Regions from separate parts of the Homo sapiens genome. Here region 1 is linked to region 2. Evidence: read pairs that join two places in POLR2A ChIA-PET (ENCODE). Cell type or tissue: PC-3. All regions are shown on one strand. Links, peaks and the distances in the headings refer to the core of each region. The heading gives the core; the rest is flanking DNA. Region 1 overlaps CCNY-AS1 (CCNY antisense RNA 1). Region 2 overlaps CCNY (cyclin Y).

Region 1 (2,820 bases), core at 81-2,580, 140 kb before region 2:
AGTCGTGATTGCACCACTGCACTCTAGCCTGGGAGATAAAGTGAGAGTTCATCTCGGAAAAAAAAAAAAAAAAAAAAAAAGTAAAATACTGGTTATTTTTTGTGGGGCTGGAAACATTTAATTTTGTTTTCTGATTATGAAACATTCATCTTAGAAAACTGGAAAGATAAACAGAAAAAGAAAATAAAAACGAGCTGTAATCCCAATCTCATATTTTGGTGTCAATAGTCCTCATTCTCCCTTTATGTTAATTAGATCACACTCATATTAGTCTGTTCTCTCACTGCTGATAAAGACATACTCGAGACTGGGTAATTTGTAAAGAAAAAGGTTTAATGGACTCACAGTTCCATGTGGCTGGGAGGCTTCACAATCATGGTGGAAGGCAAAAGGCACATCTTACATGGTGGCAGTCAAGAGAGAATGAGAGCCAAGCAAAAGGGGAAACCCCTTATCAAACCATCAACTCTCATGAGACTTATTCACCACCAAGAGAACAGTATGGGGTAAACTGCCCCCATGATTCAATTATCTCCCACAGGGTCCCAGCCACAACACGTGGGAATTGTGGGAGCTCTAATTCAAGATGAGATTTGGGTGGAACACAGGCAAAACATATCACACCATTTATAATTTATTAAAATTTTTTTATTGTGGTAAAATAATATGAAATTTATCATAACCTTTTCTTGTATTTTATTTCCATTTTTCTCATTTTTATTTTCCATAGTACATTTATGACACAGAAATGTCCTGCGTCCTCTCCTTGAATGTCTATAAGATTGCATTTTCAATATCTCCTGCCTGTCATTTACTTATGCTAGCAATTGAAGTCTGATTCTTGCAATGAGTATTGTCCCATTAATATTAAATAACTTTTTGCCGGGCGCAGTGGCTCATGCCTGTAATCCTAGCACTTTGGGAGGCCGAGGGGGGTGGATCACCTGAGGTCGGGAGTTCGAGACCAGCCTGACCAACATGGAGAAACCCCGTCTCTACAAAAAATACAAAATTAGCCGGCGTGGTGGCACAAGCCTGTAATCCCAGCTACTAGGGAGGCTGAGGCAGGGGAATAGCTTGAACCTGGGAGGCGGAGGTTGTGGTGAGCCGAAATTGCGCCACCGCACTCCAGCCTGGGCAACAAGAGCAAAACTCCGTCTCAAAAAAATATATATATATTAAATAACTTTTTAAAAAACTTTTAGTTTCAGGGATACATGTGCAGGTTTGTTACACAGGTAAACTTCTGTCATGAGGGTTGGGTGTACAGATTATTTCATCACCCAGGTACTAAGCTACCATAGTACCTGGTAGTTATCTTTTCTGATCTTCTCCTTCCTCTTACCCTCCTCCCTCAAGGAGGCTTCAGTGTCTGTTGTTCCCCTCTTTGTGTCCATGTGTTCTCATCATTTAGCTCCCACTTACACATGAGAACATGTGGTATTTGGTTTTCTGCTCCTGTGTTAGTTCACTAAGGATGATGGCCTCCAGCTCCATTCATGTTCCTGCAAAGGAAATAATCTCATTCTTTTTTATGGCTGCATAGTATTCCATGGTGTATATGAACCACATTTTCTTTATCCAGTCTACTGTTGATGAGCATTTAGGTTGATTCCATGTCTTTGTTATTATAAAGAGTGCTGCAATGAACAATCACATGCATGTGTCTTTAAGGCAGAACAATTTATATTCCTTTGGGTATATACCCAGTAATGGGATTGCTGGGTCAAATGATAGTTCTAAGTTCTTTGAGGAATTGCCACAGTGGCTGGACTAACTTACACTGCCACTAGCAGTGTATAAGCATTCCCTTTTCTCTACAAGCTCCCCAGCATCTGTTATTTTTTTGACTTTTTAGTAATAGCCATTTTGACTGGTGTGAGATGGTATCTCACTGTGCCATCTTACCCATTTTTAATTATGTACATTCATAATGTCATGCAACCACCACTGCCATCTGTCTCCGTTACTCTTTTCATCTTGTAAAACTGGAATGCTAAGAACATCTCATTCTAATTTCCACCCAGACCCATTTCTACCTTCTGTCTCTATAATATTGACTACTCTATCCCATATAAGTGTAATTGTCTTTTATTGTGACTGGCATAAGTAACATTTTAAAAATGTATCATATACAGTGCATTTTTTTCTGTTATAAAATCTTCTTTTACAATGTGATTTTTAATGATGCATTAGGATATTCCATTGTGTGGATCCCAGTTGATTTAGTGATGCACTGTTGTGAATACTTTGGCCATACTCTGCCTGCCTAGCAGTGTACTAGAGTAACAGAGCTGGCCAGGGGTAGGAGTCAGAAGCTAGAGATACAGAGCAGGTGTTTAACCTGAGCATATGCCCCAGAAAAGAAACTTCGATAAAATCTTCCCCCATGTTCTCACCTTCTCCTTGATGGCAGAGCTGGGCCATGTGTTCACCACTGCAGTGTGCATTCCATATGGCTCTGTCTCTACCCATATCCATGGTTATTTCTTTTGGATGAATTCACAGAAATGGAAATACAGGATTAACATGTTTATAATATTCTAAAGTTTTTCACAACAAGTGTTGCACAACTGCCATTCAGAAAGTTTGAACCAAATGTAAAAGAATGCTTATTTCCTGGGTGTTGTTGCCAAAATTGGGTGTAATCTCTTTTTTAAAACATGGTTGTGTACTGGAATAATTTTAACTGTTTATGTTTACTGAATTAAATTGTGCTATGGATATCCAGCCAAAAAAAAGTTTCCAAGCCTCTTTTGGATGGTTGTAAAATTGTTTTAGTTTTTTGTTTCTGTTTAAGGCAATAGCCACAGCAATGAA
Region 2 (2,820 bases), core at 78-2,577:
GTCACCAAAACAATAAAACCCATACCCTCCAAATTTGTATGACATATAATTGTGGTGACATTGTCTAGAACATTTTAAAAAAAATATTATTTATTTTTAGAGATGGATCTTGCTGTGTTGCCCAGGCTGGACTGCAGTGGCACAATCATCGTTCACTGTAACTTGGAACTCTTGGGCTCAAGCATTCCTCTTGTCTCAGCCACAGCGTCCAACTAATTTTTTCATAGAGATAGGGTCTTGCTTTGTTGCCTAGGCTGATCTCAAACTTCTGGGCTTAAGGAGTCTTCCCACCTTGGTCTCCCAAAGTGCTGGGATTACAGATGTGAGCCATTGTGGCTAGTCCTGTATATAAAATTTATATATTTTTCACTTAGCATGATAAACAGAAGTATTTCTCCAATTACAAATGTATTGAACTGTTTATAAAAACTATTGATTATTATTTTTGATCACTACATAATTTTTCATGTGGGAAATTTTCCGCTTATTCAGTCCTTTATTACTAGACATATAGGTTGTTGTTTTCTTTTTCCTTTATAATCAATATGGTAATGAACATCTTTGTGTCTAAAGCCTCCTCTGAACATCAGATCATCTCAGCAAGGTAGAATCCTAGCAGGCATTCTAATGACTCAAAAGTTTTGGGTGCAGTCTACAAAATTACTGTATGACAAGGTATTAATACATGATACTAATATTTGAGTTAGCAAAAGCTGCTTATTGGATATCTAAGTTGGGCAGCATTTGGTAGGCTTATTTTTTACTCCTTTAAATTACTTCTTTCAAGTGATTAGAAACTTTTAAGAATCTTAATCAGTAGGTGAAAGAAAATCTGGCTTTTTTAAGGCTCTTTGTATATTGAAATAGCTGGGCAATATTTCTAGTAACCATATTGATGTTTTACTGCTATATACATGATTTGCCAATTTTTAAACTAAGACCTATAGTAAAAAAAAAATTTATATTTGAATCCAGTTGGTTTCTTATTGGTAAACACACATGAAACAATATTTGTCTTTATGCATTTCATAATGTTATATTCTGAACTTTCTGTTTCATTCCATTTTTTAAAAAAGATGAGTCATGATCCTCTAAATGGATTTCATAATCTCCTGGAGGTTCCAACTCATAGTTTGAAAAACACTATACTGTACTGTGACAGGCGGCGAATCCAGAGGAACACATGGCTTATTTCCCTGACTGCTTTTACTTTTCCTGTGTGTGGGTGGGAATCTTGTACTCGTTCATCCTGGCAGTACCTGAGTGAGAAATAAGGAAGCTAAGTACCCTGCCCAACGGCACGCAACTACCAGTGGTCAAGCTCGGACACAGTCACTTCTGGGTGGCCCCCAGGTCCAGGGTTTCACAGTCCAGCAGCATAGAAGCCGTTTCAGCTTCTGTTGTCCTGGAAGACGCAAAGGCATCCAGAAGAGAGGCACATGATCTGCAGGAAAGACTCCGCCGTAGCGGTTCAGCGCAGGTTTACCAAAGGTTGTTCACCTGGAATGGACTGTGAACCCCCCACCAGGAACTGTGGCACAGGCAGAAGTCAACCAGGGTGAAATGCAGCTTTGCACTCTGACATTTGCCCCTTGAAAACCTGGAGCCTGGTAGAGTTAGGGGTGGAAAGCAAGTTTTCCATCAGCAGAGGAGCATCTTCCATAGCTCCCAGAAGGATCAGTTAAAAGTGTCAGTCCGATGGCTTCCTTCGGGTTTTGTGAACCTCAGCGGCTTCGCCTGCCCTTTGCCTTTAACCAGCCAGTGGGGCCCTGCATGAGGTGCCCGGGGAGGTGGTGCATGCATAGCATCCTTAGTAAGCCTGGAGGCGGGTATGCTCTCTGGCAGCAGCTTTCTTCCTGGCTTTCTTGTGGAATTGTCCTCCTTACCAAGATGCTTCTGCCAGGGTAAGAGGAAGGCCAGTGAGTGCTTGGGAAGGAAGTTGGCAGTAACTTCCAACAAACCTTGCCCCACTGTAACTTCTCAGAAGGGTGATGTGACCAGCTGCAAATACCAAATGGAAAGAGATTTTGCCTAGAGAGTTTTCAGGAGGGCCTGATGAACCTGAAAACCTTCCCTGAATGCAGTGTACCTTCCATTCCATACAATAACCATTGAAGGGCTTCATCTTAATTAACTCACATGGACATTTCTAATTGTGGAAGAAAATACTGCCTCCCCTCACCAGGTGAAACCATCATTGAAATCAAAGCTAATAGCAGACAACACTCTGTTCCCAAAGAGCAGGTTCATTATATCATGCCAACAAGTAGCATTTCCTATTTTCAGCCTAGTCACATTGATTGACTGGAGCTTAAAAATAGAAAATAAGAGTATATTGTTGATCTTGGATTTCTTTGAATGCTGAAAAAAATGCTGCCTTTAAAATCAAATTTTACCAAACTTGGCAGATTACAGTAGGAAAACAACAGATAAATGTGGATTTTTCTACTCCTGTTCTCTAGCACAGGGAATCTACTAGAGGGCCCTGCCTCCACTTCCATCAAACAAGGGAAGAGAATGCTCTTCATGAGGTCACTGTTAACTGAGCCAGCATAGGGAGGCTCAGCAGGTGAGCTGGCTTGGTGGGAGGTGGTGGTTCTGAATCTCTGCTCTTTTGCAATGGCCTTGGGACCTGGGGCAAGTGACCCTCTCTGAGTTTTAGTTTCCTCAAGTGCACAGTGTGGCCTTGAGAGCCTCAGGATCTTCGACATGACCGAACATTCATAAGGCTCAGTGCTCACTGTCTCCTCTTCCCTTCCTCTCCCCTTTTCTCTCTGGGTCTTGAGAGAACATGAACCAGGACCACAGTGCCACGCCCAT

What was found. Peaks named below come from ENCODE experiments on the same cell type or tissue, not always from the same donor. Only the 100,000 strongest peaks of a DNase experiment are listed, where the experiment ranks them.
Region 1: POLR2A ChIA-PET joins it to region 2 with 16 read pairs; 6 of 35 experiments call an interaction of 5 or more read pairs at or near these places.

The regions. Positions count from the first base shown.
Region 1 is chr10:35,313,921-35,316,740 of GRCh38, forward strand. CCNY-AS1 (CCNY antisense RNA 1) reads right to left here. Exons shown (of 4, transcript NR_186477.1): 4 at 313-2,489. It also overlaps a transcript of CCNY not described here. Among named protein-coding and RNA genes, the nearest start is that of CCNY-AS1, 21 kb to the right of the region's middle. In PC-3, for the core only: no CTCF peak of the experiment used is centred there; no DNase peak of the experiment used is centred there.
Region 2 is chr10:35,452,895-35,455,714 of GRCh38, forward strand. The region is part of intron 1 of CCNY (cyclin Y); the gene reads left to right. Among named protein-coding and RNA genes, the nearest start is that of CCNY, 120 kb to the left of the region's middle. In PC-3, for the core only: no CTCF peak of the experiment used is centred there; a DNase peak (open chromatin) is centred at 1,147; H3K27ac peaks cover 941 bases.